Regions from separate parts of the Homo sapiens genome. Here regions 2 and 3 are each linked to region 1. Evidence: read pairs that join two places in POLR2A ChIA-PET (ENCODE). Cell type or tissue: MCF 10A. All regions are shown on one strand.

The links. ChIA-PET counts read pairs that join two places held together with the same protein. Peaks named below come from ENCODE experiments on the same cell type or tissue, not always from the same donor. Only the 100,000 strongest peaks of a DNase experiment are listed, where the experiment ranks them.
Region 2: POLR2A ChIA-PET joins it to region 1 with 6 read pairs; 4 of 35 experiments call an interaction of 5 or more read pairs at or near these places.
Region 3: POLR2A ChIA-PET joins it to region 1 with 8 read pairs; 1 of 35 experiments calls an interaction of 5 or more read pairs at or near these places.

What each region holds. Positions count from the first base shown.
Region 1 is chr12:855,719-859,718 of GRCh38, reverse strand. WNK1 (WNK lysine deficient protein kinase 1) reads right to left here. Exons shown (of 28, transcript NM_018979.4): 5 at 2,470-2,558; 6 at 255-474. Among named protein-coding and RNA genes, the nearest start is that of RAD52, 92 kb to the left of the region's middle. In MCF 10A, no CTCF peak of the experiment used is centred here; a DNase peak (open chromatin) is centred at 1,938.
Region 2 is chr12:778,293-782,292 of GRCh38, reverse strand. All of the region lies in intron 1 of WNK1 (WNK lysine deficient protein kinase 1), which reads right to left. It also overlaps the pseudogene RNU4ATAC16P. Among named protein-coding and RNA genes, the nearest start is that of WNK1, 28 kb to the right of the region's middle. In MCF 10A, no CTCF peak of the experiment used is centred here; a DNase peak (open chromatin) is centred at 2,422.
Region 3 is chr12:1,012,106-1,016,105 of GRCh38, reverse strand. All of the region lies in intron 1 of ERC1 (ELKS/RAB6-interacting/CAST family member 1), which reads right to left. Among named protein-coding and RNA genes, the nearest start is that of ERC1, 23 kb to the right of the region's middle. In MCF 10A, no CTCF peak of the experiment used is centred here; a DNase peak (open chromatin) is centred at 1,815.

The DNA of each region.
Region 1 (4,000 bases):
AAAAAAAAAAATTTACTTTTAAAAAGGACTATAAAATCTAACACCCATTATAAAAGCAATACAAAGAAGTTTAAAAAAAAAAAAAACACACACACACGAAAATCCCACTAATCAAAGATAACTTTTAGGGCCATCACAATTTTATGTCAATGGGATATGCCACACACGGCACTTCATCAACTGCTTTTTTGCTTAATGATAGTATTGATATATATAAGTCTAAATCAATTTTAAAATGGCTAATGTCAATTTACCATTTCTTGTGCAACATCTTCTGGGACATCTCTCTCTAAATCAAAAGAAAACTCAATAGCTTCATTATCTTTGTATTTTCCCTTTAATTTCTTAATATCTTCAATACGTAGCCATAATTTTATGGCTATTTTTTCTCCATCATCTTCTTCTGCTAATTCTACCCGTACTCCTGTTTCCTCTTGGAAGAAGGCATGGTTCAAAAGGTCTTTGATGGAATATCTTCCAAACAGAGGGAAAAGAAAAGGAACAAAAATAAAACACCATTAGTTTGAAAAAATAATTTTCAAATGTGGCCAATTATTGTTATTCGCAGAAGAAAAAAATGGGAAAAAATACAGGGGAAAGTATAACTCATTTTTACATTGCTGAATTTGAAGGGTGCCTACAGAGGTTTACTCTGAAGTTATAAAACATCATAACAATCTCATTCATGAATAAGAGCTGACAGTGATAATTTTTAAATCCAATGATCTCATTAGTAATAGTATACTAGTAATGGCGAGCTAACACAATTGTAACATAATTTTTAAATCCAATGATCTTATTAGTAATAGTATACTAGTAATGGTGGGCTAACACAATTGGCTCTATTAAAGCTTCAAAATACCACATGATCATTTATATAGCATTTTATAAGTAACACAAATCTTCATATTTATGATCTTGTCTGACCAACACCCAATTTGATATCATCTCCTGATTATTAGGAAATGGAGGCCCAGAAAGGTTGAGAATCTTGCTCACAGTTATAAAAGCTGTAAATGCTGAAATAGAAACTAGAAAATAAATATTTTTGTTTCTAGTTTGGTACTTTCTACCACAGCAAGCTTTATTTACACCAGTAAGTTCTCTTAATTCCTTGTTCAATAATTTGTGTACTGGGCAAGCAGAAGTCTGATTGTGAAACAATCTTAAGATAAAATGGTTTCAATATGCCAATCATCTAATAAACTGCTCCAACAAGAGTTGAAACAGGCTGGGCCCAGTGGCTCACACCTGTAATCCCAGTACTTTGGGAGGCCAAGGTGGGTGGTTCACCTCAGGTCAGGAGTCTGCAACCCGCCTGACCAATATGGTGAAACCCTGTCTCTACTAAAAATACAAAAATTAGCCAGGTGCGGTGATGTGCGTCTGTAGTCCCAGCTACTCAGGAGGCTGAGACAGGAGAATTGCTTGAACCTGGAAGGCAGAGGTTGCAGTAAGCTGAGACTATGCCACTGTACTCCAGCCTAGGCGACGTGACAAGACTGTGTCCAAAAAAAAAAAAAAGAGTTGAAACAAACATTCCTTTGTTTATAGTAAAAAGTTCTTAAAGAGATTTAAGTACCCAGCATATATAAAAATGAAAACTCAAACTAAATTTTTACTTAATAAAGGCTTAAAAACCATGAAGTTAAGCTCTTCTAAATAACGATGTTATAAAAAGAACGAGACTGGAGAGGTGAAAAGATGGAATTCTTTAATTCGGTTGATACATCTGATAGCTCTCATTCTTCAAGTGGTAGATTATGCTCAATTTGCAATTTGTATTTGTACTAGCTGGTCTCCTTTTTCTTTTTTGGAGGATGGAAGGGGGTGGCAAAGATAGACTGTTTTTCAGAAACAGACACTGGACCTTCGCCATGCCTGACGGGTGATGAATCAGCTACATGGCAGATCAGATACTTGCCACTCCTCTAAGAGAAGCCCTCTGTTAGTACAAATGACTAAGCCACATCTCCTTCCAACCCCTGGGCCAAGTCTTCTCTTTTTACTCAAGGAATTTTGATGTTTTGCTCTTCTTCAATTCTGGCGTAAGGACGGCAAATCAGACCTGTAATAGCTGAGCTGACTTTAAAGAGCCAAAGTTTTATTTCACCACTTAGAATTCAATGGTAAAGGACTAAGAAAAGATTTCCTGTGTTAGATATTAAACTCTTTTTTGAGTTTTATAAATCATGCTGATGTTTTAAGTAAGCAGTTCTCATGGAATGTAGCTATGTTTATGGTGGTTCTGGTTTACTGAAACTCTACCAAACCATATTTTTACAGTGTTCCAGTATATCAAATCTGAATAACCACAATGAACAAAACCCTACCTTTAAAAATGTTACAGGCACAAATAGAGAAACCAATCACAAATATTAAATACACCGTAGAATGTGTGTTGTACTCAAAGCACATTACTTTTTAGGTTTTGTTCAAGTATCACCCAGATCAAAAGAGGCAACTTACCTTTCATCTTTGTTTTGTCGTATGCATCCTTCAATAATTTCCTTCACTTCAGGAATTGCTACTTTGTCAAAACTGGCTGGCTTCACCCCCTGAAAACCATAAACAGAAATACATTAATAAAAGCAGGGCCTTTGAACTTTGTTTTTTAAATTTCCAATTAAGGTTCTTTTAGGTTCCTTTCTTACTATCCCGGCTTTTTTTCTGACTCGCCTGCAGGAGTTGGTCCATGCAGTGTCACAGTTGGGTAGTGACAACTTAGCTCTTCACAAGAAAACATGGAACAGTGACAGCAGGGTCACTTACTTCCATATGTGACAATGAAAAAATTTAGGCAGATGTTAATATCTTCTGCTGTGTTTCAAGTAAAGGAATTTATTGCCTAAAAAAGAAAGCTAAATGTTCTAATTGGTTAGAAGATCTTTTGTTCAACCTTGTTCCCTAAACACATAAATCAATACAGCATTTAACTATTTTGAACACTGAACCCATGTGTGGGCATGAATTCACATGCTTAGTTTGGCAGGGATTATATTATTATAGTAATCTTTAACAAACTCAAAGGAGTTGAGGATTTATATTGTTTTGGTATGATAACTGAAGAGCAAATTGTCCTGCACAAATAAAACACAATGAAAAGTAATATATTGGACCCATACGAAAGACAAGCTCTGCAATTAATCTCAGAAGAAAACTCATTACCACTATCACATGTGATACTACATAGTAGTCATCACAGTAATAGTTTAAAATCTTTATAAAGTATAAATAAATTCTTTCTTATTTTTTTTTTTCCCTCGAGATGGAGTCTTGCTCTGTTGCCCAGTATGGAGTGCAGTGGTGTGACCTTGGCTCACTACAACCTCTGCCTCCTGGGTTCACGTGATTCTCCTGCCTCAGCCTCCTGAGTAGCCGGGAATACAGGTATACGCCACCATGCCCAGCTAATTTTTGTATTTTTAGTACAGATGGGATGGGGGTTTCTCCATGTTGGCCAGGCTGGTCTCGAACACCTGACCTCAGGTGATCCGCCCTCCTCGGCCTCCCAAAGTGCCGGGATTACAGGCGTGAGCCACCATACCCAGCCAATAAATTCTTTAAAAATAAATTTTCAGGTTGGGCGCCGTGGCTCACACCTGTAATCCCAGCACTTTGGGGAGGCTGAGGTGGGCAGATCACGAGGTCAAGAGATCGAGACCATCCTGGCCAACATGGTGAAACCCCGTCTCTACTAAAAATACAAAAATTAGATGGGCGTGGTGGCGCATGCCTGTAGTCCCAGCTACTCGGGAGGCTGAGGCAGGAGAATCTCTTGAACCCGGGAGGCAGAGGTTGCAGTGAGCTGAGATCAAGCCACTGCACTCCAGCCTGGTGACAGAGCAAGACTCCATCTTTAAAAAAAACAAAAACAAAAACAAAAACAAAACAGCAATGTGTGGAAAATATACATAAGATGTAAGAACAAAATGCTACTGTCTAAGAGGTGGGGTGAAAGAGAAAAAGATCTCATCTATTCTGACCTCATCTAAGTCAC
Region 2 (4,000 bases), 77 kb after region 1:
TTGCTAGATCAGTCACCCAGCAATGTAACTACTTCTATACTATTTCCTCTCAAAGTGCAACATTCACATTCAGACCTAATAAAATGATAATTAGGTCATAAACTTTCAGGGTCACTTCAGACCAAAAATCTCAGAAGTTACTTTCCAAAGTCAGTCGATGACAATGATTTAAAATTATATGAAACTTCAAACTCAAATGTTAGTCTACCACAGTGTTTGTTACTTGTTACTTAAAATAATCCAGCCAAGTATACAAAATTGTCATTTTCAGATGAAGAAAAAGCCTTAGAAGTTAAGTGAGGAGGATATCCAGATTCACACAAATATTAATATTGCCAGAAAACTTCATTTTAATCATTGGATTTTAAAAATAAGCCACAAATCCCATAAGAACTCAACCACTGGGAGGGGGAACAAAGAAATCTGACAGAACTAGAGAAGACTGGGAATTTTAATTTAAGTTCTCAAAAAAAAAAGTTATCTCAATCATTAGAACACAAAGTATAAACCCCATTTATTTAAAATAAGAGCATATTTATACTTTAAAATTAAATCTGTAGTCTCCACAAAATATCTTTCAAAAACTCAAATCCAAAAAGGTTCTGAAGATTTTTAGTGCCATTGGTTTGTGTTATAGCTAATGCCAGTATTGTGCCTATTAATAAGAGACCAAATAAAAAGCAAAAATAAAACAGATCATTTAATTATAATTTAATTTATCTAATGAAGACCAGCAATTATAAAACTTCACACACACCTAACTTCAGTTGTTATACAAAATCATAATCATTTGTACCTTTCTAAGAAGAAACACTGTGTTCAGAGCTTATGTTATGATTAATGAACAGTGACAGCAGCTAAAATTCATATAGCCACTATATTTTCATTTTGTGGCAAATAGCTATCAACAACTTACTGTATGATTTAATTAAGTGGTTAAAAGGATCTAGCTTCAAGTTTATGCTCTAAGTAAAATGTTTTTCAAAGATGGGCAGTAAACAGTATTTTCCCCCTGTGGAAAAGCAGTTTTTCATTCTTCCAAAAATTGTACCAAGGTAAAGCAAAGCTCTAGATGATGCAGGCATGTTATGTAGGCGTTAGCAGTACTGCCCTCACTATGTGCTCATTGGACAGTAGTGCAACCCCAAGAAAAAGATGGTTAGCAGTTTTTGTTGTTGTTGTTGTTGTTGTTAACGAAATAAAACAAAAAACAGCTCATTGCTAGTAAGGAAACTATTTTGTGAAACTTTCTTCTTTTTATGTGTGCATATACTAAGTCACAATGTAAATGTATTTCTTAGAATGAGTCTCAGAAAGGTTTGATAGCCACTGCAAAGTAGTCTGTCTATAGCAAACTACTATACATTCAATAACTAGAGAGGTGTTGCAGGAATCAGACTGTACCAAGGTAAAAATCCTTTTTGACTGTGAGAGGATAAGAAGCATATTTAAGGCATGGGCCTAAAGCTGACAGGATTATCCAACTCTACCACTCAGTTTACTAATTAGACAACAAACTTACCCAAGGTCATTCTTCTATAGTTTGCATTAGAACTAAGTCTCCCACTCTAACGCTCAAAATAAGCTCCACAAAGATACTTCAGCATGTAAGTATTAATTCAGAATTTCCTATTTGGTTTTCAATAACCAAAAGAAACTGCAGCTTAACACATGCAACTGTTTCCTCAAATACTATTCTACCAGATTAATGACCATGCCAGCTCTCCCATTAAAAGCTTTTTCTAGCTAGTTACTTGGTACTTAGGTTTTTATAGCACTTTTCTTTTCCCATTATGCTCAGTAGTGCATGCAACACACTACACTTAGGAATGCAACACACTTCCTTTGGGAATGCCTAACTGTGGCCATAACTATGACTGAAATTTTTGTGAATTTCTATCATCTGTCTAAACTTAGAAGAAAAGTACCACAAAATAAAGTTAAATCAGACCATATTTTTGTGATCAGTGTATCTCACTATTAAAACATTGTATGTATTTTAACGGTTATCATTCAAAACTTGAAGTATATCCAAAATACTCCATTCCCATCTCCTGATAAATAAATCTTCACTGACAACTGATTAAGAAGAGAAACATGTTAAGGACAGAAGTTAAAACGGAATTAGACAAAGATGGGGCAGATTATCACAGCTTCATACTACAAACAAAGGTTTATTTCTACATCCTCTTTCCTAAATATCCATAATAAACTCATATTTCTTGCCAAGAACCCCAGAAAAGGTGCCTCAAATTATTTCCATAAAGAAAACAACATTACCCATTAAGCAACTCTGTTAATGATTATCCACAAAATTCCAAATTTTAAAAAATTGCTTAACATTGGGAATGGCAGAGGTACTGAGCCTTATTATGACTAATCAAGCCAGTGAAGTAAACAAAAAATGCAGGCAAGAGAAAAAGGAAGCTGAGTCAAGTACAGAGTTCTTCGCATCCACAGAGAAAATGCTTTGTTCTTTATTTCTCAAACTTGCAGTATAAAGACCAAAAAAATCCATTATTTTAATTTCACAGTCCAGTCAATTCACACGGCTGTATGTGAATTTTTCTTTCAGAAAATTAAGGGAAAGGAGCCAGGCGCGGTGGCTCACGCCTGTAATCCCAGCACTTTGGGAGGGTGAGGCAGGTGGATCACTTGAGGTCAAGAATTCAAGACCAGCCTGGCCAACATGGCGAAACCCTGTCTCTACTAAAAATACAAAGATTAGCCAGGTGCGGCGCGCACCTGTAATTCCAGCTACTCAGGAGGCTGAGACAGGAGAATCACTTGAACTCAGGAGGCAGAGGTTGCAGTGAGCCCAGATCGTGCCACTGCACTCCAGCCCGGGCTACAAAGTGAAACTATGTCTCAAAAAAAAAAAAGAAAAAAAAAAAACAGAAAAGAAAAGAAAGAAAAGAAAGGCAAAGAAAATTAAGGGAAAGGGAATTTATAGTGTGTCTGTGCATTTTAATATTATAGTCACAGCAACATAACCATATTACTTTCCCAACAGGGAATTCGAAATCTGAAGGCAAATACCACTCACATGTCAAATAAAATAACTGCCAAAAATTTACTCACTAATTTTTCTAAAATTTTATGAAAATGAGTACATTATTCAACTGTTTTGGAGAAAAGCAGACAATATGATTTAGAAAAAACACATAATTAGTGGCAATTTTAACAGAAGAGAATGCTCTCCCACTGAACTTCATAAAAACAAAAGAAAATCCAGACTTCACCTGTTTTACTTTTACATTTTAGAGCAGTAAAATTCTTAATTTCTTATTTCTCAAACAATACTCCCCATTATTGTTTGCTCCCCCTGTAATGTTTATTCCTCCCTGAGTTCTGAGATTCCCAGGTATGGAATTTGAATTTCCTGGTAGTACCAGCTTTTGCTCATATTTTTAGAACCTTACTGTGACCCTGTGGTGGTGTTCACCAGAAACAGCACGAGAGAGAAGTCATACCTGTATTAATAACTATTACCAGTATTACTAAGAATTTAAAATTCGTTCTAGAGTTTACATGTACTGTCCTTATCATTTTATATTTTAATAAGTCATTCATAATCTTAAACTCTAATGAATGTTAGCACGATAGATATTTCCTTCCAATTTCTACGAATGACTTTAAAAAAAAAAAAAAAAAAGATCATTGGCCGGGCACGGTGGCTCACACCTGTAATCCCAGCACTTTGGCAGGCTGAGGCAGGTGGATCAGTTGAGGTCAGGAGTTTGAGGCCAGCCTGGCCAACATGGTGAAAGCCTGTCTCTACTGAAAATATAAAAATTAGCCAGGCGTGATGGCATGCCTGTAATCCCAGCTACTCGGAAGGCTGAGGCAGGAGAACTGCTTGAACCCGGGAGGTGGAGGTTGCAGTGAGCCAAGATGGCGCCACTGCACTCTAGCCTGGGTGACAGGGTGAGACTCCGTCTCAGAAAAAAAGAAAGAAAAAGGAAAAGACGAAAAAAAAATTAATAATAAAAAATTTAAA
Region 3 (4,000 bases), 160 kb before region 1:
AAATCTCAAAATTACTAGTCCAACCTGATGTAATATACCACCCATTAGCTATTTAAATAATTATATGTGAAATTCTGACATAAATCTCAAAATTACTAGTCCAACCTGATGTAATATACCACCCATTAGCTATTTAAATATTATATGTGAAATTCTGACATAAATCTCAAAATTACTAGTCCAACCTGATGTAACCTGATGTAATATACCACCCATTAGCTATTTAAATAATTATATGTGAAATTCTCACATAAATCTCAAAATTACTAGTACAACCTGATGTAATGGGGTTATGCTCATCAACGAGTCAAATATTTTTAATACTGTATTTCAACATGTTTAAAGATCCTGTTCATTTTCTTAAAGGGTTATAAATATTACTAGGGACGAGAAATATGCTGCTATCCTAGGCTCCCTGTGAAAAGATGAACAATAAACCAAAAATTTAAAATCCCACTGAGGTACAATTTGGCACAATCTATCAAAATTTAAAATGTGCACATTGTTGAACTAGAAGTTTCACTTTAAAAAATATTCTCCATAAAATATATTTTCACAGGTTCAAGGACATAATGTGCAATGATATTCAATTATTGCATTGTTTGTACCAGCAAGGAGACCGCTTAAATTTCCAAAGAGATTAGTTGAATAAATTTATGTATCTCTCAACTACAAAAGACAATGCTGCTGTTTAAAAAAAATTTCTTTCAGGCAATCCTAATTTAAAAAAAAGAAAAGAAAAACAATGGCCAGGCATGGTGGCTCATACTTGTAATCCCAGCACTTTAAAAGGCTGAGGTGGGCAGATCACTTGAGGTCAGGAGTTCAAGACCAGCCTGGACAACATGGTGAATTCCTGTCTCTACCAAAATACAAAACTTACCTGGGCAAGGTGGTGTGTGCCTGTAGTACCAGTTACTCAGGTGAGAGGATTGCCTGAACTCCGGAGGCAGAGGTTGCAGTGAGCCAAGATCATGCCACTGCACTCCAGCCTGGGCAACAGAGCAAGACTGTCTCAAAAAAAAAAAAAGAAAGAAAAAGAGGCAGGGCACAGTAGGTCATGCCTGTAATCCCAACACTTTGGGAGGCCAAGGAGGGCAGATCACTTGAGATCAGGAGTTCGGGACCAGCCTAGCCAACATGGTGAAACCCCATCTCTACTAAAAATACAAAAATTAGCCAGGCATGGTGGCGCACACCTGTGATCCCAGCTACTTGGGAGGCTGAGGCAGGAGAATCACTTCAACCTGGGAGACGGAGGTTGCAGTGAGCTGAGATTGCACCACTGCACTCCAGCCTGGGTGACAGTGAGATTTCATTTCAAAAAAAGGAAAAAGAAACAAAAACAAAAAAAAATTAAGTAAATATCTATATCTAAGATATAGATCTGACATGCAAAAACATATTGTGAAGTGGGAAAAAAACCAGGTTACAGAAGAATGCTTACGAGGCAATCTCATTTGTGTACAAAGGATATATACACGTATGTTTGTATATACACAGAAATGATTTGTACGGTAAAAGCCTATTTCTGAAAGACCAGATGGAATCACCTTTTTCCTTACTTACATACTTTTCTTCTCTGTTCCATTTTCTTTTTATAGTGAGTGTGTATTACTTTACTTTTTTTGGCCTGGTGTGGTGGCTCAGGCCTGTAATCCCAACACTTTGAGAGGCCAAGATGGGTGGATCTCCTGAGCTCAGGAGTTCGAGACCAGCCTGGGCAACATGGTGAAACCCCGTCTCTACCAAAAATACCAACATTAGCCAGGCATGATGGCACACGCCTATGATCTCAGCTACTCAGGAGGCTGAGTCATAAGAATTGCTTGAACTCCAGAGGCAGAGGCTACAGTGAGCCAAGAACACACCACTGCATCCCAGCATGGGAAACAGAGTGAAACCCTGTCTCAAAAACAAACAAAAAAAAAAACTTACATTTTTTTAAGTCTCATTATAAACTACAGGTTTAAATAAAGACCTCCACAACCATTCGGCACTAATTTACACAGCAATTAATGGGCTAGGCATAGACAGATTGCTAATATCTCTGTAAGTAGCAGGAAGTTTAAAAAAAAAAAAAATCACCAGGCACATGGCTTATGCCTATAATCCCAACACTTCGGGAAGCCAAGGCGAAAGGATCACTTCAGATCAGCCTGGGCAACACGGCAAGACCTCGTCTCCACAAAAAACTTTTTTTTTAATTAGCCAGGTGTGGTGGCACACATCTTTAGCCCTAGCTACTTGGGAGGCTGTAGCAGTAAGACAGCTTGAGCCCAGGAGTTCAAGGCTGCAGCGACCTATGATCACATCACTATACTCCAGCCTGGGTGACAAAGGAAGACAGACAGACCCAAAGACAGACAGACAGAAAGACAGAAAGAAAATAAATCTACAAGTTAATGAAGGCACAGATTTCTCTGCCTCTACACTCAGCATGTAACTAAAATGTATTAAGTCTGCTAACACTACGCATCTAGTTGTATAACCTTAATCTGATTCTCCAATACTGACTAGAGACTAAAACTACACGACAGTGTGGCTAAAGCAGCACTGTTTCAGAGCATACCTATCTGAAAGGCCACCTCTGCTTGGAGCAGCAATGACACATCAATTGTAAACGAGCAATCTTAACACTTGTCAGTTACTATTTCGCCTTTTTTTAATGGAAGGGTAACTCAGTTTACAATCAAGTTAACTGCAGTTTTTAATAATTCTTATCAATTAATCAAGTTAATTATAAGTTCTCTCAAAGTTCTCATCATGACAAATATTTTGTCAAGCTAGATACTTAGAAATAAACACAAGGTTGTTAATCATAGTTGTTCTCCAGTTGTAACAGCAATCTGCGCCACTTAGTTGAAACAAGTCAAGTTCTAGGTTGTGTAGCCTTCCCCAACGACTCTAGTGCTCACTGATAACCTGATTTCATAAAATCCTAAAATATTAAATTGTTTGGACATAAAATTATGTTACCTTGCATTTTATACATCTCATACTACATCGTGATCAGCTCAACACAAAGTTCAACAAATTCTACCAGTGATTAAGCTGAACAAAGTAAAACAGATGTACCTGTTCACAAACGTCTATTCACAAGACTGAATAACAAAAATGTCTAAAAATCCAAAAATTTATAACTAATATGATAGTAAAACCAGACCTGGACTGGGTCAGTAATCCCAAAGTGTTTAATGAAGAAATTAGGGACCATTCCCAAAACATACTTGAAAAGTTAGCTTATATATAATATATGCATGTCATCTCTCTAAAAATCTGAAAAAAATTCTGAATTCTGGTCCAAAAGATCTTGGACGCAGACCTGAATTAATGGTTAAGATTAAATATCAGCCGGGAGCAGTGGCTCACGCCTGTAATCCCAACACTTCAGGAGGCCAAGGCAGGCAGACCACGAGGTCAGGAGATCGAGACCATCCTTGCCAACATGGTGAAACCCCGTCTCTACTAAAAATACAATTAGCTGGGCCTGTAGTCCCAGCTACTTGGGAGGCTGAGGCAGAAGAATAGCTTGAACCCAGGAGGTGGAGGTTGCAGGGAGCCAAGATCACGCCACAACACTCCAGCCTGTTGACAGAGCAAGACTCTGTCTCAAAAAAAAAAAAAAAAAAAAGATTAAATATCCACATCACTGTTGGTAAATACAGACATTTATAATCAGGAAGAGCTGCACAGGAATTTTAAGTCTGTGACTGTTTATTTCTTAAGCTAGGTGGTAGATACACAGATATTAATTACATCATTCTCTGTATCTTTTTGCATGTCTGAAGCATATCATAAGTTTAAAAGGGTTTAAGTGAAAAATTATAGGAACCCAGTAAGTATTTGTTTCTTCCCAAAAATAATAAAAGTATCTGAGAAGCAGCAAGTTTGAAAATGGTTACAGTAAGGGTCTTAAAAACATATCTTTTGATCCAGTAATTCTATGAACAGGAAAAACCAATCTACTCAAATGATCCAAAATGTAGAGAAAAGTTTA